2 separate regions of the Homo sapiens genome follow, and region 2 is linked to region 1. A link is an interaction called in ENCODE POLR2A ChIA-PET data of the cell type or tissue named here. Cell type or tissue: A673. All regions are shown on one strand. Links, peaks and the distances in the headings refer to the core of each region. The heading gives the core; the rest is flanking DNA. Region 1 overlaps SIL1 (SIL1 nucleotide exchange factor). Region 2 overlaps CTNNA1 (catenin alpha 1).

Evidence for each region. ChIA-PET counts read pairs that join two places held together with the same protein. Peaks named below come from ENCODE experiments on the same cell type or tissue, not always from the same donor. Only the 100,000 strongest peaks of a DNase experiment are listed, where the experiment ranks them.
Region 2: POLR2A ChIA-PET joins it to region 1 with 5 read pairs; 1 of 35 experiments calls an interaction of 5 or more read pairs at or near these places.

Annotation. Positions count from the first base shown.
Region 1 is chr5:139,026,160-139,030,559 of GRCh38, forward strand. SIL1 (SIL1 nucleotide exchange factor) reads right to left here. Exons shown (of 10, transcript NM_022464.5): 6 at 642-833. Among named protein-coding and RNA genes, the nearest start is that of LRRTM2, 150 kb to the left of the region's middle. In A673, for the core only: no CTCF peak of the experiment used is centred there; a DNase peak (open chromatin) is centred at 1,892.
Region 2 is chr5:138,787,501-138,791,900 of GRCh38, forward strand. The region is part of intron 3 of CTNNA1 (catenin alpha 1); the gene reads left to right. Among named protein-coding and RNA genes, the nearest start is that of CTNNA1-AS1, 36 kb to the left of the region's middle. RefSeq lists an enhancer at 2,422-2,591. In A673, for the core only: CTCF peaks have their summits at 2,379 (motif pointing right) and 2,579; a DNase peak (open chromatin) is centred at 2,371.

The DNA of each region.
Region 1 (4,400 bases), core at 205-4,204:
AATTATCTCATTATTTAATTAATTTGTTCAATTGTTCATTATTCAATTACTTCCTCTTCCAGGCTATAAGCTGCATAACTAGGACTATGTCTATTTTATCTCTGTGGTACCCTCAGAGGTACTAAAGAAGGTACCACTCCACATGAAAAAGAGGTTGGCTGGCCAGGCATGGTGGCTCAAGCCTGTAATCCCAGCACTTTGGGAGGACAAGGTGGGTGGATCACTTGAGGTTAGGAGTTCAAGACCAGCCTGGCCAACATAGTGAAACCCTATCTCTATCAAAAATACAAAAAATTAGCTGGGCGTGGTGGTGCACACCTGTAATCCCTGTTGCTCGGAAGGCTGAGGCAGGAGAATAGCTTGAACCCAGGAGGTGGAGGTTGCAGTGAGCCGAGATCGCGCCACTGCACTCCAGGCTGGGTGACCGAGTGAGACTCTGACTCAGACAAAAAAAGAAAAAGAAGTTGGCTCTGGCCTCTAAGACTGTATCTTACTACAAAAGATAACAAGACTAGATTAAAAATAGTCTGTGCTCTGGGAGAGAAGTAAAGATGTTGATGCTATTTTCTTAGGGCTTAGGGAAGGGGGATTTATTTTTGGAGCTGTTAAAAGTCTGACTTATGGACGAAGAAATACAGTACCTGATGGACATAATATTCAAGATCAAAGAGCGCAGCAATCTTCTCTTCCAAACTGGAGCTGGAACTATTGAACTTGTTGATCAGCCGTACCATGATCTGCATGTCAGTCTCAATGACAACATTCAGCTCATCAAAGTCTTTCTTCAGTTCCTCAATGGGGCGGAAGAGCCGCTTTACCTCAGCCTGCCTTGCCTAAGGAGAGCAGCAAAGAGGTGATTAAATTGGTTGGAGACATCTGCCCAAGATGTCTGTGGTCTACCATGGATGCCCATCCTCAAAAAACTGCTGCTCCAAGACTCACAGTCTTCTCTCATCTATGCTATCAAAAATACTAATACTTTCTAAGATGCCCAGAGAAGACAGCCCTCAAAGTCTGCCTATATAGGCCTCAGCTCTAAAAACACACTCAAGATGTTCCAAGATTCGCTTATTCAAGTCCGATTTCCAATATTCAGGAAGAATAGAAAGGCTTTTTGTCACAACCACTGAGTTAAGGGGAAGTAATGCAAGTTCATCTTCAACCTCAAACCACATATGAAACAGCTGAGACCTAAGGTAGAATAACCCACACCCTACTTCTCCACTTCTCACAATCATAGACTATCTTGGCCTTGCCCTACCCAATCCAACAACATTTTAGGGAAACTTGGACATAGAAAACTATGGGTAAGAGCTGTCACAGCAGGAGCAATTTGCTGATGAAAATTAAATCACTGTCATTACTGTCAATCTAACCACAGGTGTACAATTTGTTCAACTGTTTGAAATGGCTAAATTACTATATGTACTATACTCAAATCTCGAACAATTTTCTCTGAATCCTTCCCCACTCCACTCACATATAAAAACTTTAAAAATGAAGTTACATTAGAGGTGAATAAAAGACTTTAATTAAATATTTTATACATGTGACACTGTTTTCTTCCCAATTTGAGAAGATAGTGCCTATAAAGAGAGTCTGAAAAGTCACAGTGGCTTATGTATCTGTCTTCCAAGAAAAACTAAAAGGCACAGATATTTATAAAAAGCCGGATGATGAACAGCTGTCAGCTCCAAATTGCTCATCTATTACCTATGGGTTTTTCTCCCCAGTTACAAGCACTCCATAGAAACACCAACCAAAGAAATGAATCAGCCTCTCTTAAAAAAGACCAAGCTCCTAGCGGAGCAATCACATCCATGGGGCGCCACATCCTGATTCTCTGGGCTAAAATAATATGAGATACTCTCCCTGCACCCAGCTAGAGGTCTCTGGATGGCTGCCAAAGCCAAGCAAAGAGGTCTGGGAAGGCTGAGTCACTTTCTAGAACTGTGAGATGATAGGCAAGTGAGCACAATAAGAAACTAGTGACATCTGTCTCACAAAAACGATGTGTGCCTGGCTCTCAAGAAGGCCTCAAAAAAAAAAAAAGGTTTTGGCCGGGCACAGTGGCTCACACCTGTAATCCCAGCACTTTGGTAGGCCGAGGCAGGCAGATCACGAGGTCAGGAGTTCAAGACCAGCCTGACCAATATGGTGAAACCCCATCTCTACTAAAAATACAAAAATTAGCCGGGCATGGTGGCTCACACCTGTAGTCCCAGCTACTCGGGAGGCTGAGGCAGGAGAATCGCTTGAACCCAGAAGGCAGAGGTTGCAGTGAGCGGAGATCGTGCCACTGCACTCCAGCCTAAGCGACAGAGCGAGACTCCATCACAAAACAAAACAAAACAAAACAAAACAAAACAAAACAAAACAAAACAAAACTTTTACTTTGAAATAATTATAAATTCCCAAGAAATAACAAAAAATAGTACAGAGAGTGTCATGTACCCTTCATCCAGCTTCCCTCAATGTTAACATTTTACATAAGGATATTACATAAGGATACAATGTCAAAATCAAGAAAAGGACACAGGTACCATACTGTTAACTAGACTAAACACCTTGTTTGGATTTCACCAGTTTTTACATATACTCACTTACATGTATGTGTGTATGTGTATCATTCTATGTAATTTTACCTGAGATGTAGACTTGTGTAACTACCAGAACAATCATGCTAGAGAACTGTCCCACCATGATCACATAATCTACTATGTACTACTCCTTTACAGTTATACTTTATCCTCCCATGCTACTCTCTTACATCCCTGTGCCCTGGTTGTCACTAATTTATTCTCCATGTTTATAATTCTGGCATTTAAAAAATGTTATATACACAGTGGTTCATGCCTGTAATCCTAGAAGTTTGGGAGGCCAAGGCAGGTGGACAACTTGAGCTCAGGAGTTCCAGACCAGTCTGGGCAATATAGTGAGACTCTCTGTATTTATATTTTTTAAATTCTATTTTTTTAAACAGAGAACTGGCCAGCAAAGATGAAAGCGCAGCAAATAAATGAAAGGTGGTAACTTTGGCAATGAAATTTGAATTGAATGTACATGGAGTTATAGAAGAAATGGCTGACTGTGGGAATGTTAACACTGCCACTGTTGATGAGCTCTAGATGTGCAGACAGAGGGACTCAGCAAAGGCAAACTTACAGACACAAATTAGGAAAGTGATAAAAAGGATGAAATGACACTGGCAAAAAACTTCACATTACAGGAACTCTCTGAGAAATTTCACAACATTGAAAGTACGAAGGGTGAAATGTTGGAGGCTCATCCATACTTAGAAAGATGTATGATAATTAGCCAAGAGAGAAAAGATGCTTGCTCTATGTCATAATTTTTTTGGAGTCAGGGTCTCGCTCTATTGCTCACGTTGAAGTGCAGTGGTACAATCACAGCTCGCTGCAGTCTCACCCTCCTGGACTCAAGTGATCCTTCCACCCCAGCGTGAGTAGTTAGGACTACAGGCACAAGTCACCACGCCTGGCTAAAATTTTTAGTTTTTTGTAGACATGGGGTTTCGCCATGTTGCCCAGGCTGGTCTTGAACTCCTGGCTCAAGCGATCCACCCACCTCAGCCTCCCAAAGTGCTGAGATTACAGATGTGGGCCACCATACCCAGCCAAGTTTTTAGTTTTCTGTAAAAACTAAAAATTTTAGCCAGGCATGGTGATGTGTGCCCATAGTCCTAACTACTCAGGCTGAGGTGGGAGGATCACTTGAGTCCAGGAGGGTGAGACTGCAGTGAGCTGTGATCGTACCACTTCAACCTGAGCAATAGAGTGAGACTCTGACTCCAAAAAAATTGTGACACAGAGCAAGCATCTTTTCTCTCTTGGCTAATTATCATACTTCTTTCTAACGAGATTAGGTTATAATTAGATTATAATCTCAGCACTTTGGGAAGCTGAGGTGGGTGGATCGCTTGAGCCAGGAGTTCGAGAACAGCCTAGGCAACATGGCAAAACCCTGTGTCTACAAAAAACACAAAAATTATTTGAATTTTTTGGCCAGGCGCAGTGGCTCACGCCTGTAATCTCAGCACTTTGGAAGGTCAAGGCAGGTGGATCACCTGAGGCCAGGAGTTCAAAACCAGCCTGGCCAACTAGAGAAGGTGAAATTAGAGAGAAGATGAAACCCCTTCTCTGCTAAAAATACAAAAATGACCAGGCATGGTGACACATGCCTGTAACTTGGGAGGCTGGGGCAGGAGAATCACTTGAACCTGGGAGGTGGAGGCTGCAGTGAGCCAAGATCATACCACTGTACTCCCGTGTGGGCGACAGAGCAAGACTCTGTCTCAAAAAAAAAAATGTATTTTTTGGTGTGGCATGGTGGCACACACCTGTAGTCCCAGCTACCCGGGAGGCTGAGGTGGGAGGATC
Region 2 (4,400 bases), core at 156-4,155, 240 kb before region 1:
GAAATGGTCATGGGGGATGGCTGTGTTCTAATAACATTTAGAAAAATTACAGGCTATAGTTTGCTAACCCTGATATAGGGTTTTCCCAGGCTGTTAAAGATATGAGCTTACTGTCTTCAAAAAGGTAGTTATTTATGTGTTTATTTATTATACTTTTGAGCCAAAAATTAGACCTTCTGTATCTTTGGGTTTGTACATGTCCATTGCTTCCCGTGCAATCATAATAACCAAAAGTTGGAATGTACACAGTTTTTGATGTGTAACTTTCTTTTTGTGTTAGACCCTGATTACATAAATAATGAATATGCACATTTGTGAGTATACTAAAATTTCACCATAATGCTGTAAGTGATGTTAAAAAAATTCACGTACATAAAAACAGGATCATTTGACTTCAAGGCTAATGAAATGGTCAGGTGAGCCACATGTGGTGGATAGGAGCCAGTCACCAATTGCATGGCTTCCAAATCTCTGTGATCTAAGAGTTTAATTGTACTACTAATCTGCTTCGTTTTTGAGTAGCTACCTTATATAGGCAGAGGTGTACATATGCCTCTTAGATGTGCTCTTTTCTTATTTTAGGATCCTGTTTACCTCCCGTATCCCCCCATCCTTATCAGATCAATCTTACCTTTGTTCTTTTTTGTCTTAGCGCTTATCACAGTGGTAATTTAAGTTGGTTGCCTTTTCCTCTCTACGCTCCAGCAGTGCAGGTTCTGTGCTGGTCTGGTGACCATTCTGTTTGTATCTATGATAGTACCTGGTCCGTGATAGGCACTTAAATGTTTGAGTAAGATAATTGATTATTCTCCGAGAAGTACAGTAAGAGAAAATGCTTTTTTCTCGAAATTTAAAGTGTGTTTTCCTTTCCAGTGCCAAATGTAAATGCATGGGTAGGGGTGGAGAATCTTATGTTTTTTTTAAAAAATTGAGATATAATTTCACATACCATAAAAATCACCCATTTAAAGTATACAATGCAGTGTTTTTTAGGGTATTCAGAGTTGTACAGCTATCACCATGATCTAATTCCAGGACATTTTTATCATCCCCCAAAAGAAACCTCATACTCATTAGCAGACATTCCCCATACATGTACATTTTAACAGTAGATAAAGAGTAGCAGCTGCCTTGTGGTACATAAATGTATTTTATGAATCCTTGAATAGGGCTCTGACCAGAAAAAGAAGCCTCTTAAGCCGGATAGGGGACTTTCAGGGGACAGAGATGAGAAGACCTAAATGAAGCTTTTTTGAAAAAGGAGAGATATTATGAACAGAGGCCCATTAATGTTAAATTTGAAGTGGAGTGATGAGGAACAGCTTCTTACTAGAACAGTGTTTTATAATCCATTAGCCACAATTTATACTTGGATCTCAAAGGCCAGGATCAGTATTATTGCTACTTCTGTAGCTTCTTCCCTATAGCTCATGGGCATTTCTGGGTCAGTGAAGGGGGAGAAGACCCAAAGAAACTGAAATCCACCTTTTTGTATTCCTGCACTGCTTCTAATCATATTTGCTCAGTAAAGGGGCCAAATAGATTATTCGTGCACTGAGCAACAGTAGATTTCCTAGGAAGAAGCTTGTGTCAGGGAAATATGAGTGAGGAATGGGCTGGTTGATAGTGTGTGGTCCCTGAGGGGGAGATGGTATTCTAGCACATAGGAGGCTGTTTTTCCTGTTTTTCCCCCCCCCCAGAGCTTATAATGATACATGAATACGAAAAATAATTAATAGCATGAGTGGCAGAGGAATGGGAGGATAAGCATGGGATTGGGAAAGTTAACTAAAGGTATTTGAGCTTGCACTGGATCTTGAAAGGTAGAAAAAGGGAGCAGGAGGAAACTCATCCAGGTAAGAAAAATAGACTGTGCAAGATGGGCATGAGAAACAGTGAGGTCCCTGGCTGGAGGTGGGTGCTAGTCATGTTGAGCACTGCTGGCAGGAGAGGTTTTTGTTTTGTTTTGTTTTTTGAGTTGGAGTCTTGCTCTGTCGTCCAGGCCGGAATGCAGTGGTGGTATCTTGGCTCGCTGCAACCTTCGCCTCCTGGGTTCAAGCAATTCTCCTGCCTCAGCCTCCTGAGTAGCTGGGACTACAGGCATGTGCCACCACACCTGGCTAATTTTTGTATTTTTAGTAGAGGTGGGGTTTTACCATATTGGCCAGGCTGGTCTCAAACTCCTGACCTCGTGATTCACCCACCTCGGCCTCCTAAAGTGTTAGGATTACAGGCGTGAGCCACCGCACCCGGCTGCAGGAGAGGTTTAATATAGTTTGGAGCATATTTAGAGGGTGGCTTGGAATGCCATGTGGCATTACATGGTTCAGGTCCCATATGCTTGAATGTATCAAGTGACACAGGACTCACTCACTACCTCAAGGGGGAGCTCTTTCCAGTATTGGTTTGTGTTTATTTTAAAAGCTTTTTTTTCCCCTTAGAAACTGAAATTTGTCTCTTGAATTTTCTTCCTGTTTTAAGAAGTTCCACCATCTGGGCAATACAGAATATGAGGAAAAGTGGAGTTTTTGCAGGGAGATTAGTGTTAGCTGTGTGCAGGAAGGGTTAAAGTGACTGGTAGACAGCCCAGAGGTAGGACCTAGAGTCTGGAGATGACCATAGTAGTGGGGAGTGAAATGGAGCTGTGCAGGAAGGGACTGCTATAACAGAATTGATGGAAAGAGAGAATTGGCCAGTTGTCATGCATGTTAACTGCCAGCAGGGCCTGTGCAAGTAGCTGATCTTTTCAGTAGGTAAAACTAAGGGACCTGGTATGTGAAAAGTTGTAGTAATTTATTTTCCTGTGACTTGAGGCATTTAGGGTGGTGTTGAGGCAGCATGTGCTGCTAAGAACCTGTGTTCTTACAGGTGTAAAATGCTGCCTTTTAAAATGTTTGCATTATTTGCTTGTAATGGATGTCAAACCTTATTTTGTGTTCATTAATCACACGTATTAATGTTTATTAATACATCTGAAACATGTTATTTGTGTGAGTTCCTATGGCAATGATAAGTATTGGTAAACATTAGTGCTCCTTTCTCTGTTGATTTGTTGAAGCCCTGTTATTTTTCTTTTTAATTGGAATTCCACCAAGTTTTCAAAAATTGAGACATGGCTCATTGGGCTGGAGATGCTGATCTTTTAGATTTCTCTTTACTAATCTAATGGCATAGCAGAGGTTAAATTACCTTGGAGTAGAAAATCAAGAAATGATTGTGTGTGTCTGCAATTTTGGTTTTAATGGTAGGACAAGATTATGGTAGTCTGGGAAAAGGTGATTGAGTGCTGCTGAACAGAGCAAGGATTGATTGTAGCTAAGTCTAGTGACTTACTGCCTGCCATTTGGTTTGACCTTCATTTTGTGACTATCGTACCACTAACCACAGCCAGTCACCTCTCATGTATGTGTTGTTATTCTCATGGCAAACACTGTGAAAACCTCTGGGTAATTCACTGCAGCCTCTTCTTCAGTGCTGAAAAAACATTTTATAGTGACAACTATACATCCTTTGTCCCCCAGATGGCCAGAAGGTGAAGATAGAGTAAGTTCTTTTACTAAATATTCCTGTCCATAAATAAAAAGCAGACATCTTAATGTTTGGCTTACAGTTTTTTCCCCTTTCATATCTATTTATGTTTAGACAGATTTGTCTTAAGATTTCTTTGAAACGTTTCTTTTTAGGTTTTGGCTTTCAGGTCATTCCATTTCAGGCAAACTTTGATACTGCGAATGCATTTTCCTTGAGTAGAAGATCTCAACTTACTGAAAGCAGTCAGTGTTGTTAAGTACTAAATCTCAATCATTACATAAATCATCTTTTATGTAAAAAATGTCGGCCGGGTGCGGTGGCTCATGTCTGTAATCCCAGCACTTTGGGAGGCCGAGGCGGGCAGATCACGAGGTCAGGAGATGAAGACCCTCCTGGCCAACATGGTGAAACCCCGTCTCTACTAAAATACAAAAAATTAGCCAGGCGTGGTGGCACGTGCCTGTAGTCCCAGCTACTTGGGAGGCTGAGGCAGGGGAATTGCTTGAGCCCGGAAGGCAGAGGTTGCAGTGAGCTGAGATTGCACCGCTGTGCTCCAGTCTGGAGACAGAGCAAGACTCCGTCTCAAAAAAAAAAAAAAAAAAAAAAAAAAAGGGTCTTGTTAGTTTTAGAACAAGAAAGGAGTATTTATTGTCTGCTAACACAATAGTTAACATCTGTGAGTTTGCAAGCATCTGGGTAATCTTAGTACCTATAGTTGATTTGTGAGCATACTCTAATGGTACTTGTTTTCTCAGCTTTTTTTTTTTTTTTTTTTTAGAGAGGCAATTACTGTTCATTGTAGCTGTTCTTGTTTTTTTAAATTTTTATTTTTTATTATACTTTAAGTTCTAGGGTACATGTGCACAGCA